Linked DNA regions of Homo sapiens: region 2 is linked to region 1. A link is an interaction called in ENCODE POLR2A ChIA-PET data of the cell type or tissue named here. Cell type or tissue: K562. All regions are shown on one strand. Links, peaks and the distances in the headings refer to the core of each region. The heading gives the core; the rest is flanking DNA. Region 1 has its middle 32 kb from the start of SLC35B4. Region 2 overlaps LRGUK (leucine rich repeats and guanylate kinase domain containing).

The links. Peaks named below come from ENCODE experiments on the same cell type or tissue, not always from the same donor. Only the 100,000 strongest peaks of a DNase experiment are listed, where the experiment ranks them.
Region 2: POLR2A ChIA-PET joins it to region 1 with 7 read pairs; 2 of 35 experiments call an interaction of 5 or more read pairs at or near these places.

The regions. Positions count from the first base shown.
Region 1 is chr7:134,342,491-134,355,130 of GRCh38, reverse strand. No RefSeq gene overlaps it. Among named protein-coding and RNA genes, the nearest start is that of SLC35B4, 32 kb to the right of the region's middle. In K562, for the core only: a CTCF peak has its summit at 7,428; no DNase peak of the experiment used is centred there; H3K27me3 peaks cover 3,051 bases.
Region 2 is chr7:134,204,691-134,217,330 of GRCh38, reverse strand. All of the region lies in intron 15 of LRGUK (leucine rich repeats and guanylate kinase domain containing), which reads right to left. Among named protein-coding and RNA genes, the nearest start is that of LRGUK, 84 kb to the right of the region's middle. In K562, for the core only: no CTCF peak of the experiment used is centred there; DNase peaks (open chromatin) are centred at 4,290, 5,345, 6,408, 7,520 and 1 weaker place; H3K4me3 peaks cover 322 bases.

The DNA of each region.
Region 1 (12,640 bases), core at 2,592-10,591:
TCCCGAGTGGCCTGGGTTTTCTGAGGCCAGCATCATCTAGGTTCAGCTCCTTCCTCTGCCCAGTACCCCTCCTTCTTTTTACGGAGGTTAATTCCTAATACACATTTGAAGCCCAGACTCTTATCTCAGCCACTGCTTCCAGAGAAGCCAGCCTGGGCAGTTGCACTCCCTGCCAGCAGCACCTCCCCTTGACAGCATTCTAGGGGGCATGAAGTTTTCACTGCTGAGAGGTAAAGAGAATACAGACTTGAGGCGCACACGGAAGCGCATTTGGATAGTCCCATTTTGGCACTGTCCCCAATTTTCTGTGGTTGGACCCTGATGTGAAAAACAAAAAAAAAGACACAGACCTAAAATTTTTTTATTATTATTTATTTATTATTGGGACAGGGTTTTACTGCAGTCACCCAGACTGGGTGCAATGGCACTATCTCTGCTCACTGCAACCTCTGCCTCCTGGGCTCAAGTGATTCTTATGCCTCGGACTCTCAAGTAGGTGAGGCTACAGGCTACAGGTGTGTGCCATCAAGCCCGGCTAATTTTCTTTTCTTTTTTTTTTTTTGAGATAAGGTTTCACCATGTTGCCCAGGCTGGTCTCAAACTCCTTGGCTTAAGTGATCTATCCGCCTTGGCCTCCCAGGCCTGAATTTTTAAAATCATCACACTATTTCATTTAGAAGAAACTGCATTGCAGATAGGAAAGTGGGGGGCTCACTATCAGAGGAAAGGGACCATTCACACCAATTCTTTTTTTTTTTTTTTTTTTTTTTGAGACGGAGTCGCACTCTATGGCCCAGGCTGGAGTGCAGTGGCACGATCTCAGCTCACTGCAACCTCTGCTTCCCAGGTTCAAGTGATTCTTCTGCCTCAGCCTCTGTTCACACCAATTCTTTACATAAAAATGACCGATTTTCAAGAAGCTCAACCTAAGATCCCCTCCAGGGCTATCCTGTGGAGGGCAGGGAGAGGAGCTCCCCAAGCTCTGATAGGAAGGGGCTAGGACCATTCTAGGTGAATCTTTCTAGCAAATTTCACAGAAGCTATTTGAAAACAGTATTGATTACATATACTAGAAAATAGTCATATCTGTTCAGAAAAATATTTGCAGGGAGTTAAACATGAAGAGTCTCTTCATCAGCTGATATTTTAAACTCCTTTCTCAAACTACTGACATAAGTATTGAGTCGTTATGGAGGGACTGGTGTATTTCTGGATTTAGTCAGGAGATTGAGATCAAAGATCCTGCTCTGTGTCATTTCAGATTCAGAGCCCATTTAGCATTTTTTTCATCTTGTCTTGACTCATAATTTGTTGCTTATATATTCACCTCCTCTGCTAGACCATAAAGCCCTTGAGGATAGAGATATTTTGACTTATTTTTGCACCCACCTCACTCCTCCATACCCGACTCCATGCACAGTGGAGTGCCCATGAGGTTGGCAATCATTAAACGAAAAGGTAACAAAGTTCAAGGAAAAGTGGCAAAACATTGCAGCTGTGCTTCATGCCAAGCCTGAAACGAGTGACAGAAAGTTCTACCGAAGGGGCCACAGCCATCCAGTTGGGCCAGTCTCTTTCCTGGCAGTATAACTTAGCAGGATGTTGAGATTTTCAACAGGTCTCAACAGGTCTGAAGATGGTCCTGCCATACATTCATTTGAAACCCACAAGAAGAACCTGCTCACTTGTTCATTGAGTTCACATGGTCCCAAGTGGCTCTGGGACACCTGGAACGGTCTGTGGTCCGGGCAGAGGGAGAAGGCGCTGGGGGCAGGGGTTTAGGGGCGCATATTGTAGGCAATATCCATGTTTTCCTAACTGGGACTTTGGTTGGTCAGGGGGATGTGTATGGATTTCCAGGTACCTAGGGACTAGAGATTCCTTAGGTCTCTTTCTCCCATGAAGCCTCTTCCTTCAGCCTTCCAAGCTGCCAGTATCCTCCTATCCTTCTGTGACCACCAAGTTTTCTAAGGCAGAGAAAATTACATTCTTTTTTAAACAATGAGTGCATCTAAATTCCAAACCACACTCTCCACATTTATATACATTACGTATATATATTACGTATATATACATTACGTATATATACACACACATATAATGTTATGTAAAATATATATAATATGTATTTCATTAGTGATACACATTATTCTAGAAAAGAGCACATTTTTATATGAATTGTTTCAGACATCTTTCAATACAAATGTTAATTAACATTGTTTTATTTTAGAAAAATATACTTTTTACTTAATGTATTTAGATCAACTTTTTAACTTAATGTATTATACTTATATAATATATATTATATATTTATAATTTACTTTTTTACTTTATAATGTACTTGGATGAACTGTCCATGTCAATAGATAAACGTTGCTGTCTTTTTTAATGCCTGCAGATAATTCTATCCTATGGATGTAGCATAATTTGCTTAGCAAACCTTATTGCTGCTATTTAGACCATTATCTATTGTTCATTGTTTTTTGTTTTTGTTTTTTGAGACAGAGTCTCGCTCTGTCATCTAGGCTGGAGTGCAGTGGCATGATCTCAGCTCACTGCAACCTCCACCTCCCAGGTTCAAGCAATTCTCCTGCCTCAGCCTCCCGAGTAGCTGGGATTACAGGCACGCACCACCACTCTGTTGTGCTGTCCTTCTGAGTGAGCCTTTTTTTTCTTGCAGCACATACCCCACCCTGGCTCACCCAGCATCCTTGCTCATGGCTGCCTTCCTCCTAACCTCTGCCACCACTAGAAAATTAGCCTGGCTAATTTTGTATTTTTTTAGTAAAGATGGGGTTTCACCATGTTGGCCAGGCTGGTCTCAAACTCCTGACCTCAGGTGATCTGCCCACCTCAGCCTCCTAAACTGTAGGGATTACAGGCGTGAGCCATTGCTGAAAATAGTTCCTAGTAGCTTGGAGGAGAAATAATAATATCTTCATGGTTCACAGTTTGTGAAACACTTTCATATGTATTGTATCATCAAATGCTTCTACCAACCAGGTGAAGTAGATATTTCAGAAAAAGGAGGCTTAGAAATGTTGCAACTTGCCCAAGCTGGGTGGGAAAATTGTGTCTCAAAGCCAGGATTTCTACCTCTAAGAAAATGACCTAAATGGATCAAAAGGACAATGTGGATGCAAATGTCATTTGATTGAAAATTATTGTCTTGCTCATTCACAATTTTAGCCCATTGTGGGGTTATTTTGTAACCTTTATTGCATTTTTAGGAAATTCTGTCAAATTTCAGAGTTCTTTGGAGGCAGCTTCAACCCTTTACTTACAATTCATTCCCAACCAACGATTCCTGGCCTGCCGTATTTATAGTTGGAAATTATTGAAACAAACAAAATGTCCAAACACAGAGGGTGTTTTAGGTGAACCTAAATATCCTGGCTTGCTGCTGGAGTATGGAGAATTTCCCTGTCCTGTGTTCACTCGCTTGAGCAGTCTGAATGGGAATTCCCCAGCAGCACCCGTCTCAGCCTCACTCATCCAGGGGCGGGGGGGTCCATGGGCCACGTGACCATGGCAATGACAGACTCCCTGCTCAGAACTGCCTGTCCTCATTGATGGGGGAGCAGCCATTTGGTCACATGTGTCACTAACACCGGGTATTATGTGATGTGCTAAGAATAAAAAATTAAGTTGTAAAATAACAAAAACATCCACCGCCTTCCCTTTTCCTAATTTGAGCTGGAGACCAAGGCAATCTTTTTATCCTAAGCAAGATTTAATATACTTTTCCTTTCTCCTCTCCTATTCCCACCCTGTTGCATTGCATGTTGTATGCACACACATGTGCACACACACATTTGTGAGCCCCAGTCCTTACTTGACAGAAAGGATTTAAAATGAAAAAAGATGTGGGAGGGAAAATATAAAGAAAAAGAAACAAACTGGCTAGATGGACTTGCCTCCAAATCTCAAGGGTACTGGCTAATGTTAGTGTAGCTTGGAGACCACCTAATCATTTAATAAAACACAGAGAAGAGAGAGATGCATTTGCTAGTCTAAAAAGCCACAAGTCAGTGAATGCAAATGTGCCCTATTCAGAAAACCAAATTAAAGAAACTACTGGGAATTCTCTGCATAGTTAAGCAGAACAAATTTTCCCCTTTTAAGGCCATGTTTACCCTTCAGAAATCACATACCCTTAAGCCAGAAACCTAGAAACACATCATTTTCAGGAAGGATGTGTCACATTAGCCGGGCCCTGTCCTTCAAAGGAAGAAACTTGAAATTCATCATTGCCCTGGACAGTTTCTGCATGTGCTGCAGCTGCAAAGACAGAAAGCATGTTCCAGGGCTTATATTTAACTCTGCTGTTAAATGACAGGTGTCTGAGCCAGTCAGAGCCTTGGCCTTGCTCTGACCCACAGCCACAATCCAACATGAAGATGGTTCAAGAGACCTTAGACCAGGGAAGTGCCTTCCAAAGCCAAATACAGGTAACAGGCAAATGAAGTCATGGGGAAGATTCATGGCCCAGCTCCTGAAATTTGCCACTGGGTCAGTTCCAAGCATTGATTCAAGGTGTATATTCTTTGCTTAATTGCTAGAGTGCCTTTCTTCCCATTGTCTGTCTCTGTCTCCAACCAGGCCAATGACGGATTTCCATTTCAGGTAATGGAAATGCCCTCAGCCTAGCCCAGGCTAAAAGGGGATTTGTGTGAGCATCCTGAGACCTCATAAGGAAAAATCCCAAGGCAGGCAGGAGAATGTCTGCCTCTCTCTGAGTCTCCATCTAGGTGTGTGCCTCTCGCTCTGTCTCTCCATTTCTGGATCTGTGTCTCTTTCCACGTGGGTTTCTCAGCTTGCTTTCTCCACGTCTTCCTGTCATGCAGGAAACTCATTCCCAGAGCTCCACGTGGACTTGTCTTCCATGGCGCTGTGATTGGCTGAGGCTGATTCATTCTGATTCTCAATCCCAGATTCCTAGAAGACAGAAGCTTGTAAACAAAAACAACACACCTTTTTTTTGGGGGGGTGTGAATTTTTTTTTATTATACTTTAAGTTTTAGGGTACATGTGCACAATGTGCAGGTTTGTTACATATGTATACATGTGCCATGTTGGTGTGCTGCACCCATCAACTAGTCTTTTAACATTAGGTATATCTCCTAATGCTATACCTGCCCCCTCCCCCCACCCCACAACACGCCCCGGTGTGTGATGTTCCCCTTCCTGTGTCCATGTGTTCTCATTGTTCAATTCCCACCTATGAGTGAGAACATGTGGTGTTTGGTTTTTTTGTCCTTGCGATAGTTTGCTGAGAATGATGGTTTCCAGCTTCATCCATGTCCCTAAAAAGGACATGAACTCAATATTTTTTATGGCTGCATAGTATTCCATGGTGTATACGTGCCACATTTTCTTAATCCAGTCTATCATTGTTGGACATTTGTGTTGGTTCCAAGTCTCTGCTATTGTGAATAGTGCCGCAATAAACATACGTGTGCATGTGTCTTTATAGCAGCATGATTTATAATCCTTTGGTTATATACCCAGTAATGGGATGGCTGGGTCAAATGGTATTTCTAGTTCTAGATCTCTGAGGAATCGCCACACTGACTTCCACAATGGTTGAACTAGTTTACAGTCCCACCAACAGTGTAAAAGAAAAACAACACACCTTCTGTCTTCATGGAATAATTTAGTAGAGAGAAAAACACACCACCAGAAATAGGCACATACATAGATAAACACAATGTAAGAGGAGGTAGTATGCAAAAATACAGATGGCTACAGGACAGAACCACAGAATGATGGTGTGATGGCGGACATCTGGGATGTGATTATGTAGATTGGGGGTGCCAGGAATTGCAGTCCTCAGGGCGTGACATTTAAGCCAAATGTAAAAAAAAAAAAATAGGAATTAGCCATTCAATGAGAAGGAAAAATAACATTCTGGGCCAGGGAACCACAGGACCAAAGCCCTGCAGTGGAGAAGAGCTGAGCTTACTTAATAACATTACATGCCCATGTGGCCAGAGTGTGGTAAATGGAGCAGAAGGTGAACTGGGATGAGCTGGAGAGGTTCTCCAGGGCCAGAGATGTTGGGTCTCGTAGGCCAGGTTAAGGGTTTGGGATTTTGTTGAAAGCGCCATGGGAAGCCATGAAAGGATTTTAAGCAGGTGCATTATTTTGTTTGTTTTAAAGGATCATTCTGCCTACAGTGTGAACCAATATAACTGGGAAACAACCATGGAGGCAGGGAGACCAGTTCTGAGCCCATTTCAGGAGTACAGAGGAGAAACTATGCTGGCTTCTTAGTCCAGGGCTACAGGTCATGGCAGTGGCCAATTCATGGTCATCTGAGGTTCACAGTTCCCCAGGTTTCGGCCCTGAGCAACTGGGTGGATGCAGGTGCCAGCACTGAGATGGGAAACCCTGGAGTGGATGCAGATGCGGCAGGACACATTAGGCTTCAGCTGCCTCTGAGACATCAAAGTAGTATAGAAGACCAGGTAATTGTATATAAGAATCTAGCACTCCAGGCCAGGCGCGGTGGCTCATGTCTGTAATCCCAGCACTTTGGGAGGCCAAGGTGGGTGGATCACCTGTTGTCAGGAGTTTGAGACCAGCCTGGCCAATACCCCGTCTCTACTGAAAAAACAAAAATTAGCCAAGTGTGGTGGCAGGTGCCTGTAATCCCAGCTACTCAGGAGGCTGAGGCAGGAGAATCGCTTGAACCTGGGAGGTGGAGGTTACAGTGAGCCGAGATTGTGTCACTGCACTCCAGCCTGAATGATACAGGCAGACTCTCTCTCAAAAAAAAAAAAAAAAAAAAAAAAAAAGGAATCTAGCATGGTCTAGCTGAGAATGATAAAGTTGAGGGCCATCAAGATAAATAGAGTTTTTTTTTAAATCATGGGAGAAGTGTAGAGTGAAATGGGAACAGAGACTAGGATTGAGCTGGAGACTCCCACATTGATTGCTGAGGTAGAGGAAAATCAACCATGAACTCTGAGAGAGACTAGCTGGAGAGGAATAAGGAAAATGGGCAAGCAGGCTGTCTCATAGCAAGTACAGAGATGGAGTAGGCAGCTGGGCAAAGCCACTGAGAGATTTAGCTGCTTAAACCAACACTGACCCAAGGCCTGCATGTAGAGGTGTGCATTGGTCACTGTCCCAGAAGGTGTCAATTAGACATAGCTAATGATGGCACTATTTCTATTTTCCTTCCAACTCCTTCATGTTTTATAACTATTCCAGGTAGACATTTTACTATAAACATCCACCTATCTACTCACCCACCTATCCACCCATCCATCCATCCATCCACCCACCCATCCATCCATGTATCCATCCATCTATCCACCCATCCTCCCATCCATCCGTCCATCCATCCATCCGTCCATCCATCCATCCACCCATCCATGTCCCAGACTTCCCACTAAGCTGCAGGACACACAAGAATGCACAAGGAGGAGCCCTCAGTCTTCTTGCCTTCCACGTTTCCTTTTCCTTTCCCTTCTCTTCTGGTTTTTGTTTTCCGGCCCTGAAGAAATTGTGCAGGATGTGCTTCACGTATGTATAAGAATATGCATTCTGGTATTTGGTCTTGGTAAAGCACCTCACATCCCACTTTAATTATGTTGAGTTAGTACTCATAATAATAGCAATAATAGTAACACTATGATTGAAACAATCTGCCTTTTAATGAAGAGAAGGAATATTTCTAGCCTTCCAAATTACCTGCACTGTGTTTCCTCAGTCTAGATTGCCTCTAACCCATTTAAGACGACTTTCCCCCAGTTAACTCAGTTTCTTTTCAACATTTGCATTTTCTTTCAGCCTGTCAGCATGAAAAACTCTTATGTAGTGATGCCTTAAAGGTCAGTGTAGTACCGTCACAAAGACTGATGAGACTATTTTCTCAAAAGACAAATCTGTTGTGCTATCCTTCAGAGTGAGCACTTTTTTTCTTGCAGCACACGCCTCACCCTGGCTCACCCAGCATCCTTGCTCATGGCTGACTTCCTGTCTAACCTCTGCCTCCACTAGAACCATAAGTTCTCCTTTCCTGGGTAGGTCCCTTCTCTTGCTACCATCTGCCATATCTATATCATTTATTCATTGAGCTTGGTAATGATGGTAGATTTCACAAGAGCTTCCCCACATAGATTCACATATTCCTTAATGACTCTCTGTGGCACAGATTACAAAATAAGGCACTACCAGTCCTTCTTCAAATGTTCTATTGTGTCAGAATTTACCTATCACCAGTTTTTTTCTCTATGTCTAGACTGTTGCAAAGCAACCTCACAGCGGTTCATTTATGGTGCGCCAGCCACAACCTCTCAGTCTCTCTACTCTCTGCTACTTACCTCATTCCAGTATAACCAGTGCAGCCCAGAGTTTCACAACCTGAGGCCATCCTTTATCTTTCTTTAGGGCAGCATATTTCACACCACTCAGTTTTTTGTTTTTGTTAATTTTTTTTCTTTTTTGCATTCTCTTTTCTCTAAATTCTGAGCCCACTCCAACAGCAGATTGCCTCACAGCCATTTTGGAAGCAGGTAGTGTATCCTCATTGGATACACTTTAAAGTGGATGGAAGACATAAATCCTCAGTAAATAGATAGACTCCATCAGCTTGTGTTTGCTGTGGCAGGTGATGAATTAGGGGGATTCACCTTCTGACGTGTGAGAGTTGTTAACCCTGCAATGCCTCTACCAAAAAAAGAGGTTGCCGAGTGTCTTTCCCTGGGGGCCTTTCAAAATAAAAATGAACCTGCCTCAGATGATTTAGGGGGACAGATTAGATGACTTTTCAAAACTCCTTCCAGTGCTGAGTTTCTACAGTTCATCTCTCCCCAACTCTGCCCTCTGATTTCAGGAGCATGAGAGAAGCTGTGTCGTGATGGACCGCACCCATCCTTCCCACTCTGTGTTCTCTTTGTCCTGACTTTATTGATGGGGTGAGGTGGACTTCTTGTAAATCCATCAGAAAGATATCTGAAGCATACCTCGGGGTATATATTAAATCTAAGAACCTGATGTCCTTTTACTGCTGCCCCTGAATAAAAATTATGCATCTGTTTCCGCACTTGACCATGTCTCAGATTTGCTGATTTTCTTTGCTTATGCTCATCTTGCCAAGTTTTGAGGGAATGGGCACTTCTCCGAGGCAGTGAAAGTCTCCTGAGAAATAATTAATCCATGAATTGTTCACTTGAGAGAGTAACTGTGAACCCAGCAGCATGCTCTTATGCAGCCTCCTGAATTTAAAAGCCTGTGCTTAGCACAGGTGCATCGTGTGGCTTCATGTGATGTGTGCTACTCAGGGAACTCACTTGCTCTACAAACATTACCAAGCACCCACTATGTGAAAGCTCGGTGCTTGGGAGGTGCTAGGGAGACTCCCAAAGCCAGAGCACAGAGTTGGTGGCATAGCAGTAAGGACAGCTGCTGTCCAAAGACACAGCATGCTCCATAACAAAGGAGGAAGAGGGTTTCGGGAAGATGAGCAACAGCCTGGACTCTGGAGCCAGACAGACCCGGGCTTTTACCCACCACCAGCTTCGCCACTGCACAGCCAGGGATTTTACACATTACCAAGCCCCCGCTAAGCCTTGCTTTCTTCCTCTCTGAAATGGAGAGAAATGCAAGACTGTTGCAAAGTTTAAGTGAGCAAATGAAAGCGAAGTGTTCCACCAGTGTCCAATGTATTAAATGAATAATGACTACTCCCAGCACCTGAATTTAGCTGGGCTATTTTATTTAAGGTATGTCTCAGTGCATGGCTGTATTAAAAAAAAAACAGTTTCTCCCACAGAAAGCTTTGGAACAAATGTCTTGTCTGAATGTGCCGTAAGGAGGTGAAGAGATTGCATTCTACAATTAAGAGCAAGCAGGGCTCCCCAACCATTCTCTTTACTCCTCTCCCTCCCGCAAATCCCACACCTCATGCAATGACCCCACCTCTCTACTTTTCATAAGTCCTCCTCCAACTCCTCACCTGACTCTCCCACTCTTCTCCTCACTCCCAAACCACCTCCAGCACACCCATCCCACCTTCCTGAAACCAAGAAGCCTTCTACAGAAGCAGTGTCCTGAGTTGTTTTAAAACCATGCAGGGCATTTATCAGTATTTCTAAGGATTGTGGAGGCTATTCACTTGAGGGAAGTGATTTTTCCCACTTGTGTTAAAAAATAAAAACAAAACCTTGAGTTCAAAAGGAAAATCCATGGGAGAATCTGAAAGGATGGAGAAGGAAGCAGAAGAACGTGGAAGTGGAAGGTTTCCCCCTTATTTGCAAGAGATAACAAGCGCTTGTCCTTCCAAAGCAGGGAGGGCATAACTGCTCAGTATACTGGCCCTGGAAGGAAAGCTGGGACGCTAATTGCACACATTTCAGTGGTCTACAAAGTCTACGGTTCCTTTTCACCATCAATGTGAGAGCAGGGCTTTCTGCAGTAGTTCTGCAGTTCCAAGAATGTAGTGAATCACCCTGCACCTTCCTCTAGCTGAAAACACAGAAGGAGGCACACATCCCCTGCCCAGGCAGAAAATGCAAAAATGCACTCTCAGGCCAGGCTGACTTTCCCGGAGTCACACCACATCTCTGAAGAGGAACAAAGCATGAAAAGACCGGAATTCAAAATGAAGCTGGTGGCCAGGTGTGGTGGCTCACTCCTGTAATCCCAGCACTTTGGGAGGCCGAAGCAGGCAGATCACCTGAGGTCAGGAATTCGAGACCAGCCTGGCCAATGTGGTGAAACCCCATCTCTACTAAAAATACAAAAATTAGCTGGGCATGATGGCGGGTGCCTGTAATCCCAACTACTCAGGAGGCTGAGACAGGAGAATCGCTTGAGCCCAGGAGGCAGAGATTGCAGTGAGCTGAGATTGCACCACTGCACTCCAGCCTGGGTGACAGAGTAAGACTCTGTCTCAGAAAAATAAAAAAATTAAATAAAAATAAAAAATAAAGCTGGCATGCAATGCGCAGCTGCCCAAGACCTCCCGTGGAGTCTACAAAAGGCTCGCATGACTATCGGTTTGTCTGGCCCTTGTGAGAAGGGGTTTCTGGAGGTACAGACAGCAACAGCTCTTGGGTACATCAAACAGGGCCTCCTGCATAAACCTTGGCTGTGTGTTCATCGGATACACTTTAAAGTGGACAGAGCGTGGGTGGAAGGAGACTGAAGTCAGTTGAGTGCATTCCAAATGCCAGGAGGCTTACATCTGTCATTTTACTGAATTCTCTAATGCTGAATTAAGTAGGTGTTATTATTCTCTTTTTATGGATGAAGAAACTGAAGCTGAAGTTTTTAAAAACAACTTGCATAGATCTCAACAGCTAAGAAGAAGAAGCAGAGTCAGAATTTAAAGGAAGATCCATCTGATTCCAAAATATCTACTTTTCCCATAATTCTACATAATCTTTCCCATCTTCAGGGTTTTACATTAAAATTAAAACCTCATGTATCTTATAGACAAACTCTACACATTCCTAAATTAAGGTTTAATAGAGAGACCCTGCAAATCATTTTCAATTGACATATATGTGAGGTGATAGATATGTTAATTAGCTTGATTTAATCATTCCACAATGTAAACATATACCAAAACGTCACATTGTAGCCATGATATATACCATTATTTCTTGTGAATTAAAACTATAATAAAATTTTAAAAAATCATTTTCACAGAAAAAAATCATGCAAACCCAACTTAATTAAAATCATTAATCCACCCTTTGCTCAAAAAACTGCACACACTCTGCTATTTTCAGTCTCTGGCATTATTTCCTGGGCATGTTCAGAATGGACAAATGACTGTGACATCTGGTGTACATGTCAAATATAATTTTGCTGCAAATGGAGGAGGAAACTCTTTTGGAGATTATGGTGGCCCCAGTCTCACTTCTGCACAGGCTCAGAGCAGTTTAAGACCATTCACTGAGGCAGGCACAATGCCCTAAAATTATACTGAACAATGGTGCATTCAAATGCTGTCATTCACCATTTCAGAAGCCAAAATACAGCTATCTGTACAACTGTTTTCACAAAATGTAGAATCACAGCAAATGAACATTACTCCCTCCCTTCTAAAGCACGTTGCTCAAATGTGTTCCCTTTGTTCACCAAGTTAATGAACTCTCCTCACTGCCAGGTGAAGGACTAAAAAGAAAGAAAAAAATCTTTGATTAAGAAGAAAGAAGAAGGGAGACTTAATCATTACCGATTTACACTGGGAAGTCTGCATAGGTGAGTTTTCTTTGAAGAAAGGGACTTCTTAACTGGCACCTGCCTTTTTTTCTTCTTGTATTTCTAATTTGACCTTCTCAAATGGCATCTGGATCTATAAGGAGATAAGGGGGCTGGTCTCAAAGAGAAGGAATTATTGTAAATTGAGGGAAGCCAATGGCCTCCAGAATCTTTGTTCTTTTATCATTTCTTCTGCAATTCATAGAAGTAGGACTAAGAAGGCTGGCCTTACTCACTGAGCTGTTGCACAGAGTAAAGCCACCTGCAAAAACAAAGCAAAGCATCCACTCTCTAATATGCAACGCAGTGTTCTTTATGGGTGATATGGTTTGGTTGTGTCCCCAACCAAATCTCAACTTGAACTGTAATAATCCCCATGTATCAAGGGTGGGGCCAGGTGGAGATAACCTAATCATGG
Region 2 (12,640 bases), core at 2,535-10,534, 140 kb after region 1:
CATTTACATTCATAAGAGCAAATAAAGTACAAAAACGTTCTTTTCCAGTAAACTTCATACATTGTAATGTCTTCAGTGGAGGTGAACTAATGGGTCAATATTTGGGCCTTGCATCAAGAATGTTCCAATTAAAACATAGAGCAATAAGGCCCAGAATTCCGAAAAAAAAAAAAAAAAGGATGAGTATTTAATGAAGTAGTTACTTGACACTTTAAAGAAGATAAAACACATAGAACAGGTAAATTTCAAGAGTGGAAACTTGCTATATATGATCTGTATTAATATAGCAGATTTTGGGAAAGAAAAGAGGTAGCAATGATTGGCAGGAAGCTTCAATATACGCTAAAGATTTCCTTTCCTTCAACTAACATGTTCAAATAACTGTATTTCTGATGGGATTGCCACCCAATCCCACACCCTAAGCATGATCTTTGCTTGCTAAGGGCTTATCCTTCAAGAATAACCTTTTCAAAGATGTTACTTCATTGGTCACTTTCTCCAGCAAAAACATTCTCTGTCTTTCTTCACTTTGCTTTTCTATTTTTATCCTAGGACACTGAGGGTATATAGATCTGGTAATTGTAGAAGCTGGTCTTTGTCTCAATTGAGCCACAAAAAGAAAAGAAAATATCTACTATCTGGACAAGTGACTTGACAGCATTTCCTATCTAACCAATCTGAAACCCAGAATATAAATGATCTTGATTTTATCAATAATGAAATCATAGTAAAAATAACAGATAGCATTTATTGAGCATGTACTATGTGCCAGATGTTACTACAGGTCTTTTATGTGTGTATCACATGGAAATTCATAATAATCTCAGAATTGATGTTTCCCTACTCACTTCTCCAAACTGCAATGCCTCCTATGAATGCCCATAGAAGAACCTCTTGATTTTTGTAATATTTTGCTCAACTGCAATTTCTTTCCAATATTATTCTAATTTTAAGTTACCTAATTAAATCAAGGTTATCAAATTTTTAAAAAAGGATTTTCACAAAGACCATCTCATTTACCAAATATTTCCACCCAGTTTGAACAGTATCATCCTCTTTCAATGAACAGGAAAATGCAAACATTTTTTTGCTGCTTTCATGTTAATACGAACAAACACTACTCATAGAAGCATTTACTGTGTGCTAGATATTGTTCTGGGTGGTTTTCAGTATATTAACTCATTTAATCCCCATAAAAATACTGAGGTAGGTACTATTATTACCTCCATTTTATACATTAGAACTCTGTAACTTGCCCAAGGTCACATGGCTAGATTGTAATGCAAATGGAATTTTCAAGAATTATTTTGAATTTTAGTGTTGTTTGCAATAATGAATTTCTAAGGTTACAATCTGTAATAAAAAGTCTTCAGCTTTTGCAAATCATGACTGCACTCTCATAATCAGTTTTAAGATTAGAGGTTTGATCTTCTAACACCATTTATCTGTCATCAACACAAAGAAATGGTTAGGCCCTTCTTATCCTCTTCTCTGAATGCCTGGTCAATACAGAAAAGTGATTTCTAGAATTATGTCTTTCAAATTGGACTACGCAATTAAATTCATTTACAGACGTACTGTGCTACATAGTATATAAATAGTGCAATTATCTGAAGTGGAACTTGGTGGATCTTTTTATGGTAATAAGATGATTTTCGGGCTTGTCATGGAGCAAAAGGCAAGGAAGTAAGCTGATCAAGATTGTTCTCAAGTGCCTTTTTTTTTTAAAAGCTTTATATAAAACGTATACATATAGATTTTGGATGTATCTTATCCTGAGCCCCCACATTGACAAAGAACATAACTGCCAATACACCAGATCCTTGTCCCAGAGAAGAATTCAGCATAAATGATGTCAACCCATCCAACCTCACTTGAAGGCAACCAGAGCTGGGGGGAAGTCTGGTAACAGGCCTCCAAGTAAGGACAGCATCAAAGCAAACCTCTAGGGCACTCAGTGCAGGGTTTTCCAAACTGCAGGTTGCAAACAAAATTGTGAAATCAATTTAGGAGGCCACAACCAGAATTTTAAAAATTGAAATTCAGCGCCATAGAAAATATCAGAGTTGTCTATCACCATAGTAAAGGTGTTTTATGACACTTTTTTTTTTTTGCCAGGTGTTTTATGTGTTTACTGGGTCATGATATTGTAACATGTATACTTCTAATTATGGATCTTGGTCAATAAAACTTTGAAAGCCACATATCTAAGGAGTACTAAGTACATATAATTTTCTAAGCACTACATTTAATAAAACAGGATTCCTCATAACAAGCAAATGGAGTCAGCTGCAGTAAGTGGATCTTAGATCATAAAATGAACCTTACATTTTAGCCAGTCCAACTAAATCACCCAACATATGAAGACCTTCTATAAGATTCCCATAACACAGCATCTAACTTCTGGAGCAAGCCAGTCTGTTCCTCTGCAAATCACCTCTAACTCTTAGAAAGTTCATGATGTCAAATCAAAATAGAATGTAAGGCTGTTGCTTTCTCATGACAGCTCTTCAAAGTGTGTGTGTGTGTGTGTGTGTGTGTGTGTGTGTGTGTGTTTAAATTTAATTCTATATAACTTTTTCTGAATAAACATAGGTCATTGTAGAAAATTTAAAAAATACTAAAAAGCATAGATGGGAAAATAAAAATTATGCATAATCCATAATCCAGAGCTAATAACTAGAGCCATACTGGCTCTACCTCCTTAACCTGCTTTCTACTTACTACGCAATAAATAGTTTCCTCTAATTAAATATTCTTCTATGACATGATTATAATGACAACATAATATTCCAGCATATAGCTATACCATAACTTATTTCTAAAATCCCATTAGATAGCTAGATTATTTCTAGATTTTATCATAAAAAACACTGATATGAACATCCTTGCCCATAAGTGAGTTCCTTATGATAATCCTCAGATTCGAATTACTAGACTGAAGATATACAAAATGTTAAGGCTTTGACAGAAAATTGTAAAACTGTGCCCCAGAAAAATTGTGCCGATTTACTTTCTCTCCTGAGACATAGAAAGTGCATTTACCCACAGCCTCGCCAACAATAGGCATTAAGTTGTTTTTCATCTGCCAATTCAGTACAAAAAAAAAAAGTCTATCCTGTTTCAACTTATAATGAGGTTAAATACTTTTTGACATATCTATTGGCCATTTTTATTTCCTCTTCTGTGAATTTCCCAATCATGCCCTTTGTTCAATTATCTTTTGAAGTTTTGGAAATAACTGATTTAGCTCTTTAAATATTTGAGGAAGGCTTTCATGCCAAGTGGCAATATTATCTCCATTGATTTGAATATTAGGTGCCACTTTTCTTTAAAGGAGCTAAAGATGGTATTACTAATGTAGTCACTATAAGCCACAATGTTTTTTTGTTCCTATAAAGATCACCTTGCTGAGCAACATATCAAATGGGAATGATAGGAACCTTGTAAATATAGATGGAAAATGGCAATTTTTAAACATTGTTATTCTATGTGTAAAAATCAGAGGTTTCCCTTATACCAAGAGAATCAATAATAGCACTAAAAATCTCCTGTTGATACTCTTTTCCACTCCTTTCCTCTGACCACAAACAAAATATTGTCCAGTTCCACTGAATCTGAGACATTAGGAACATATACTACCAAAGCAATAACAGAAACACAAACAAGTGATAAAAAAAATTTGGCTTATCGCTTCCCTTTTGTACCCTAATGGAAATGCAACCCCAAATGCCTTCAGGAGCCTCAGAAACAGGCGCCCGAAGAGGAAAATTATACATTTCTAAAAGCAATTTTAAATTTCGAAAATTCTTCACCTAAATGAGACACGGACAACTCTAAAGTGCCCCACACCCACCTCACAGAAAATGGGTAATGATCTTAATTTTCTTCCTGTCTTGCACAATCTACCCTCTCCCACATGCAATCTAAATATTTACCTAATTTGACAATTCCTGCCCCCACAGCCTTATTTCAGGCCTAACCTTCTTTCCTGGACTACAGCAATAACTTCCCTGCCACTCCTCCTGCTTCCTGTATTGCTCTCCTCAAATTCATCCTCTATATCCCCTCCAGACAGATGCCTCTTAGATACAAATTCAGCAGCTCCCCATTGTTAAAGATCAAGTTTCCAAGCTCTTCGGTGTAGCACAAAAAGCACTTTGGATCTATATAGACCTGCATCTCTCCTGGCATTCGGGTCCTTAGAAGATGCTATGCCTGCGCGTGCCTCTGCTTAGGCGTACGTGGTTCCTTCTTCTAAGAAAACTTCCCCTCTCCATCAGTCTGCTGACTATTCTGCAACCGCGATGACTAAGCTGAAGGCTGACCTTCTCTTAGGAGTGTTTCCTGATCCAATGTTTGTATCCCAGGCCGAATTCAGTGTCCTTCCTTGGTATTCTTATGACATCTGGAAAAGTTAACAAATGGATTTTCCTGTCTGTAGGATGTAAAATGTAGCCTAACACGCTGTGGGGCCTTCAGCTGCCCTAATCACATGGTGTTATTAATATAATGAACTCTCTGTCTTCCTTGATAAAAGACAAAGCTTCTTGAAGTATCCTCATCACTTCCCCTTATCTAGCAACCATCACTGTCTGGCACATAGCGTGTGCTCAATAAATGCTTGTTGGATGAATGAACTTTTAGTAAAAATAAATACACTTTTAGTAAAAATAAACAAATGATATATTTTCTACAATTACTGTATTATTTTCATCATGGACAAATCAGATAAATCAGAGGGCAATTACTGGCATTATATAAGCTCTTCATTTTGCAAGAGGATTTCTATATCCTGGATTTCTAAAATATCAGTTTCCTCTACTGCCCTTGAAATAACATTTGAAATTCATAGTTTCATAGACACCTCTCTTTTGTGTAAGAGACATTTACACAGGCATTTAGTCATCAGTTACATTTTTAAATATGAGATACCAAATACAGTTTAGCATGCTGCTGTGTACACAGTAAGTGCTCAATAGATATCTTGCAGCTTTTTAAGAGTCACATCTTGAGTTGTCCGTTTCAGTCACAATTATCCTCTTTTTGGGTGGAGTATAGTGTCCATACATAGGAGTAGGTTCAATAGGTATGTCTGAAGGTAACCCTGGTCCTTGCCAGAGTAGATTGGTTTAAGAACAAGTGCCTAAACCAAGCTAGGCCAACAAGACTTTCTTTGGATTAGGATTAATGAACATTCATTCAAATTAATCCCTTTACAGTAGTGGGAGCTTCCAGAGGTAAAATCAGATATGGGCTTGAGAGCTGCTGGTAACCATGTTTCCCACCATGTGCAGAAACTGATAGAGTCATCTGTAGTCCAAAGAATGAAGCCAACATGGAGAAAGAAACAGAGAAGAGAAGTGGTGAGAGTCCTAGACCAGAGTCCAGGAGATGACTAGAGTCCTGGTTATGTTCCACAACTGGCCCCCAGTCTCTCTGAGACTTGCTGTAGCCCTGCCCTTCCCATAGTTTGTTCATATGAAATCTTCTACTCCCTTCTAATAGAGTCACAGAAGCTGGCTTAGAGTGGACTCCTATCATTTGCCAGCGAAAGAATCCTGATGGTATGAATAGATAAACGAACAACTGATTCACTTAAATGTTCTCCCCATTAATTCTTTTAATTGATTCAACCAGATGGTTTGGCATAATAAAGGCATGAGCTAATTTACATGAGATTTCTATTCAGAGAAAGAAGGAAGGTATTCATTTTGAAATACATTTCAAGCAAAAGTAAGTTTCAGGCAACATATTGCCAAGACAAATCTGAAGCATTTGATCACAGAGTCATGCATGCAAAATATGTCTTCTTCCCTACAGAAGATTCCCACAAGTTAACTGTAGGTTTGGAACCTCCAGGAACAGCAAAGTCTTCCTGTCTCAAAAGTTCTTTTTGCTTTGGAACTCCTCGATAATGCAAGAGGGGTGAGAGAATTTTCTAGAAGTCTAGAAGCGAATTTTCCTTATGAAGAGAAGAAAACTTAATGGCAATATGGCCCTGCTTCAGCCAGAGTTGGAACTCAGGTTGGATTCGTGTCTGGACACAAAGGCTACTTGCTGACACCAGCCTTCCAGAATGGCTCAATTTGGTGGCAGCAGCTGATAGAGCTGCATCCCTCTGCAACAACTGCTCTTCCAGGCTGTGACGGCAACAGCAGAAGAGGCACAGGAGTGCAGATTGGCTGCCTTCTAGGAATCCAAGGTTTGGACAGTGCTGAACAGCCCCTCCACCTACGCTGACCATGGGTTCAGGAGGAAGCCAGTGTGGAGACTCACAGGACCCAGCCATAGCTGGTCGTTCTGTGACAGTGCTGCCTCGGGGTTCCCAGACCTTAATGAGCTGGTGGCTCCAGGGATGGCTTAAACCTTGGTGCTCTGACTGCTCCTGGGGCGCAGTCTTCCCTTCCAGCTGCCCTGCTCCACAGTAGACACCTGGTTCTGGGGAGTGGCGGGGCTTTTGTCCTGTGGCACTGCCCCATGTTTTCAGGTTCGCTTCTCTTTGGTTTGCTGCTTGGAAGCAAGTGCATTGTGCCTTTGGACAGAGCTCTCTCTGGCCTGACCTCTCCCCTGATGGGCTGGTGTGTCTTTGACAGGCTGCTGGGTTGGGGGCTCACTGTCCTGCTCTGGGGATTGCGAAGCAATCTCTCTCCTCTGAGACCTGCCCTTTCGATGAACCTGTCCCTTTCTCCCTGGATGCTCCACAGGAGCCGAGCTATCCTGTAGCGACTCCGCAGGGGCCTTTTCCCTCTGGAGAGGTCTCCCGGGTGAGGGCTGGCCCTCCTGAGCTGGCTGATCACCATTGACGGGAGTTTTATTTTCTTGAGATAACCCTCCAAAAATCTCTCTCTTACAAGATGGCCCTTGTTTGGACACATCTACATTCCAAGCCAGGTCATTTGTGGGGAGGTTGGTATGGGTCCTTTTCCTGGAATTATGTTTTTTTTAATCTTCTTGTAATTGGGGGTCTTAGGTGATGGCTCGGCGTGGGGCGGCTCAGGAATTTCTGGTGTATGGACTTTGCTTCTCTGGTTGCTCAGATGGCCTAATTTGTAACAGTTACACACTGAAATACTAGCTTAGACAAGAAACAAGAGGAGGGCTGGGGTTGGGATCGTCGGGCACCATGGTGGGAGCTGGCTGATCGTGGGGTTCTAGCTGCAAGGCTGGCTGGTGGTTCCCAGGTGGTGCCTCTTCCAGAGGTGCCAGTCCTCTAGCCGTCCCTTTCTGGTTGGGGAGCTTTTTTTCCCTAGCCCCTGTCTGCTGAAGTGGCCCCTGGTTGTGGGGTGAGGCCCGCATGTCTGGAATCTTCCTCCTGGAGGAGCTGCCTGCTTGGGGAGCTTTCCTTTCCTTTGCAGGCCTTGGATCAGGCTGAGTCCCCGAGTTCTGGGGCAGCCCTGGCTCCGGAAGAGGAGCAGGAATGCGAGGGAGCCTCACTTTCTGAGCCGCCTCCTCCTGGGCGGGACTGAGGATGCGAGGTTCTGCTTGCTCCTGGCTGGGGGGACTGATAAGAGGGAGTTTCACCTCACTGACCTTCTCTTCCTGGACTTGCTGAAGACTGTGGGCTGCCTGGGGGCTCAGATTTGGTGGTGGTTTTGAGTGCGGAGGGCTGATGGGAGGAAGTTTACTGGTGTCTGCTTCCCGGGTTGGTGGAAGCCTGGGAGAGACCGTCATGGTTTGATGGGAGGTTGTTCCTAAAGCCTCTTCCCTGCTGGGCGATAGGAGTTTGGGTGTGGGCCTCCTGCTCTGGAGGGGAGCCAGCACCTGAGGCTGGGGCAGCCGAGTGGGAGCCAGCCGGCTTCTAGGAAGCAAGGTCCCCGGGGCTCCCCTGGCCTGGGGCTGCTTGGTATCTGTTGCTAAGTCTTGGGGATGTGGCAGTTCTGGGTGAGGGATACTGACTCGGATGGCTTCCGGTTTGGAGGTTTCCTCCTTCAGAGCTTGCTGAGAATCGCCAGCAAGTTTCTGCACCAAGTCAGTGTGGGAAGAATCTTTTGGAGGATCATGGTGGGAACTGCTGGGTGGAAGTTTGTCTGACTCAATTTCCTCATCCTGAATTCTCTGAGGGCTGAGGGGAGTGGGGCCAGGTCCCTGTAGAGGTTCAGACAGAGGAGGGCCAGTAGGGGTTACCTGGGCCTCCCCTGACTCCTTGTCCTGGCCTGGCTGAGGGCTGCGGGACGAGGGAGGGGAAGGGTGCACAGGAGGCACCAGGGTCGGGGTGATGGGAGACTGCCCAACCTCACTGGCTTCCACCTCAGGGACATCTGTCTCAGTGGCTATTTGTTTTAGGGGAAGATCTGATTGTTGGACATCCTCTTCCGTTGGGTTTAGGGATAGGTCCTGGGCCTGCTGAGGAAGACCCAGTGCTGATGAACTGAGGTGTTGAGGGAGCTCAGGATTGAGATGGCTGTCAGGAGAAAGCTCTTTTTGATGGGTTTCTCCATCCTGAGCCAGCTCTTGGTTCTGGGCAGGAGTTACGCTCTGATTTTCTAGGTCCTTGGCATGAATTTGCATTCCAGAGAGATGCTCTGTCATCTGGCCATCTGCTTGCAGTTTCGCCAAGCACCTGGGAGATGGAACCAGGTGTGCTGGCACCCCAGAGACAGTCTTCTTGCTAGCGGGAGCTCCTGCTTTAATATAAAAAGAAATTAACTATAAACAGAAGTTAACTAACTGCTTAGAAATTAATAAGAAAAACATCTTTCCCCTGTTAGATGCACATAGGCCCTTGAAAGGAATAAAATTACACATATAGGAGAACTTAACCTTCCCTTCTCCTTGGAGATACTAAGTGTCTATAATTCTCTCATTTAGTGGAACTTAGAACAATTTTAGTCAACTGAAAACATAAACTTCAATGAATAAACATAAGAGGTTTATGTCTGGTTCTTATTCATAGAACCAAAATTTACATCCAGATTTGTGGGTGGTGAGACATTTTCCAAGTGAATGAGACTTTAAATTTTTACCAACTTAGAGATCAATGCTGTTTTTGATGGTAGAAACTAGAGGATGGACATCCAAGCCAGATGAAATCCCATTTGTTTGTTTCCTTATTTAACGGCAGCCCTCTTATATAAGCCGTGAGCTCTGTGAAGAGTTATGTCTGTTCACCAATACCTGGCAAAGGGGCAGGAACTGAGGAAATGGGTGATGAATGTAAGAAGGAAGGAAAGAATCGGCCGGACAGAATCACAAGGCACCATGGCTCAGAACAGCTGCTCCTGAGGACCCCCATCCAGGCTGCTATTCCCGCACTCACATCCCCAGGCCTCCTCTTGGGCTTCCACATCTACCTTGCCTTCAAAAATGGCTCTCAGAGGCCACTAGCAATGCTGGTGTTACACAGAGGTGTCAACTTGGTGTTGATGGCAAGTTCTCAGAGTGACTGATCTCTGGGACAGTCTCACAGACGCCATCATCCAGCAGGCACTTGTTCAGTGAGCGCTTGTTCACTAGACGGATTCTGGGGGCCCAAATACCATCTTACCCCAGTCCTAAGGGCATAGCTCTGAAATGTGGAGCAGTCAGAGGTGGCACACCAGACTGGAACAGCCTTGAAGAAGCTAGTCTCAGCTCACTTTGGGGGAGATCTGATACTCAGCGACTCCAACCCAAATCAGACCTCTGAGGTGACCTTGGAGTGATCCATTCCCCAGAGGCAAACCAGGCTCCCAGCCCCCGATCCCCTCCACTGACGCAGGATGAGCTTGCACTGCTGGGTTCTCACTGAGCCCCTGGTCTGGACACGCACCCTTTGCATCCCATCAAACCGGTGTTCTCTAGGGAGAGGGCGGGACAGGTGGGAACAAAGAAAGGCTTCCCTCTTGGTGCAGTTTCTGAGGGGGTGTCCTGTTCATCATTTGGAACTCCCTAGTTTATAACTGTTATAAACTGAAATACTAGCTTAGACAAGAAACAAGGTTAAATTGAAAAATAAAACTGTGAAAATATCGAGAGTAGGCAAACTCATAGAGAAAAGAAAGTAGATTCGAGGTTACCAGGAGTTGAGGGGAGTAATAGATTAATGGGTATAGAGTTTCTGTTTGGGGTAATGACAAATTTTGGAAATAGGTAGTGATGATGGTTATACAACATTGTAAATGTAATTAGTACCATTGAATTGTATACTTACAATGGTTAAAACGGCAAATTTTATGTTAAGGTATGCTTTTTAACCAAAATATAAAATTAATTTTAAAAGATGGAAAAATATAAGAACAATGAAATCCTGTGCTAAAGCTTCTTTTGCTCCTTAATCTCTCTTGGTTTTCTGTAATCAGATATATAAGGATGTGTTCCCCACTTTTACAATTTAACAATTGACATAACTTGGCAAATCATACCAGGCCTTTTATTAAAGATAAAGGAAAACTTTACGGACTAGTCAACTGCTCAGTTCTCCTCTGTCTGACTTATCATAACCATCATCATTTCTTTCTACCATTAGTCAGATTAATGATTTGCAAATACAATTTTATTTTATGATCTATATAGCAAGAACTCAGGGTGATAGTTGGTACAGCTTTCTAAAAGCTTTGCTGGAAGCATTGACTATCCCAGAAGTAGGTTGTTTAGAGACAAATGGAAGGAAAGACATCCCTTAATACTGAGTTGTGAATATAGTTTTTACCTTATTTTGTAGAAACTATTTTGTTTACTTGTGCTTTTTAAGCCTTCGGGTATTAGAAATAAATGTTATCCACATTACAATAGGGAAAATAAGACAATTCTATATATATATACACACACACACATACACACATATATATATACACATACATATATTATATATATATATGTATTTATTTATTTATTTTGAGATGGAGTCTCACTCTGTCACCAGGCTGGAGTGCAGTGCTACAATATTAGCTCATTGCAACTTCTGACTCCCTGGTTCAAGCGATTCTCCTGCCTCAGCCTCCCGAGTAGCCGGGATTACAGGCACGCACCACCACGCCCAGCTAATTTTTGTATTTTTAGTAGAGACGGGATTTCTCCATGTTGGCCAGGATGGTCTCGACCTCCTGACCTCGTGATCTGCCCTCCTCGGGCTTCCAAAGTGCTGGGATTACAGGCGTAAGCCACCGCACCTGGCTGATATGTATTTTAAATTAAGGGGATATCTGAAGATTTCAGGGTTTATAATCACTGTGTACCTAAAGTTAGTATTTTATACATGCATTAAGTGAAAATTCAATTAATCCACCCATTAGTGAAAGTTTATATTTCTGGGTCCAGGCTGAAAGATGCTGTACTCAGAACTGATAAACCTTGCGCTTCCTTTTATCACTCTGTTCCACTCTCATTGTTAAGAGTAGAAATTCAGCTTGTACTCTTAGTTATAAATTAGCAACATAAAATTACAAAAGATCAAGTTATGTATTACTACTTCAGATATCTGGGAATACTTTTCTGTTTGCATTGATACAGGATTACCACTTTAAGAAAAACAATGCTGTTGGTCATAAGATTTCTGTTTGTACTGATGCCTAATCCAATTGGGAAAAACCTCAGCTCTAGACAGCCGGATTCTAATAGTGCACCATGACATTATGTATAGGTTTTTATTTTAAGAAATGGGAGCTCAAAATTACTTCTCGAATCAAGTTAATGGTTATTGGTTAGATTTAGAATAGAAAACCAAGGCTTCATATTTCCAGTCCAGTTTCCTAATTGCGCAGACAAAGCTGTCTTTCACAGAATCATAAATATTTTTTATTTCAATTTCTTCCTTTTGACAGCTCAATTATTTTTTAAAAAATTCATTATACTAAAACTATTGTTTTTTATTTCTAGAGGTCCCATTTATGTGAGTAATGTGTTTATACACATATATCTAAATTATAGAACTTAAAATCAGAGTGACCCAGCTCAGAGCAGGAGCAATGAGGTGAAGCACCAGCTGGGCACATGATGGTGACTCTGCTGGGACTCTGGGTCCCTTCCTGGGGAGTGCTGATGAGAGGTGAGGCCAGCTGGACTTCCTGGGTCGAGTGGGGACTTGGGGAACTTTCCTGTCTTACAAGAGGATTGTAAAACGCACCAATCAGGAACTTTCCTGTCTTACAAGAGGTTTGTAAAATGCACCAATCAGCGCTCTGTAAAACGCACCAATCAGCAGGATTCTAAAAGTAGCCAATCTCAGGGAGGATTGAAAAAAGGGCACTCTGATAGGACACAAATGGAACATGTCCATTCCCTGGACAAATAAGGGAATAAACGCTGGCCACCCCCGCCAGCAGCGGCAACCCACTCAGGTCCCCTTCCATGCTGTGGACACTTTGTCCTTTCGCTGTTAACACTAAACCTTGCTACCACTTACTCTTTGGGTCCTTGCCATCTTTAAGGGCTGTAACACTCACCACGAAGGTCCACGGCTCCATTCTTGAAGTCAGCAAGACCACGAACCCACTGGCAGGAACCAACTCTGGACACACTGACACTTGTTTTAAGGTAACTATGGTTGGCTCCACTCTTGTGCACTGAACCTGTAAACATCTGGTCCCCATTCCTTGGCACCTTCTTCACAGCCCTGAGACTCAGGAAGAACACTGGCTCTACTTCTTGTCCCACTAGAGACACCATTAAATGTGTGTTAATAAGGACCATGTTCCTTAGAACTTTTTAGATACTCACTTGA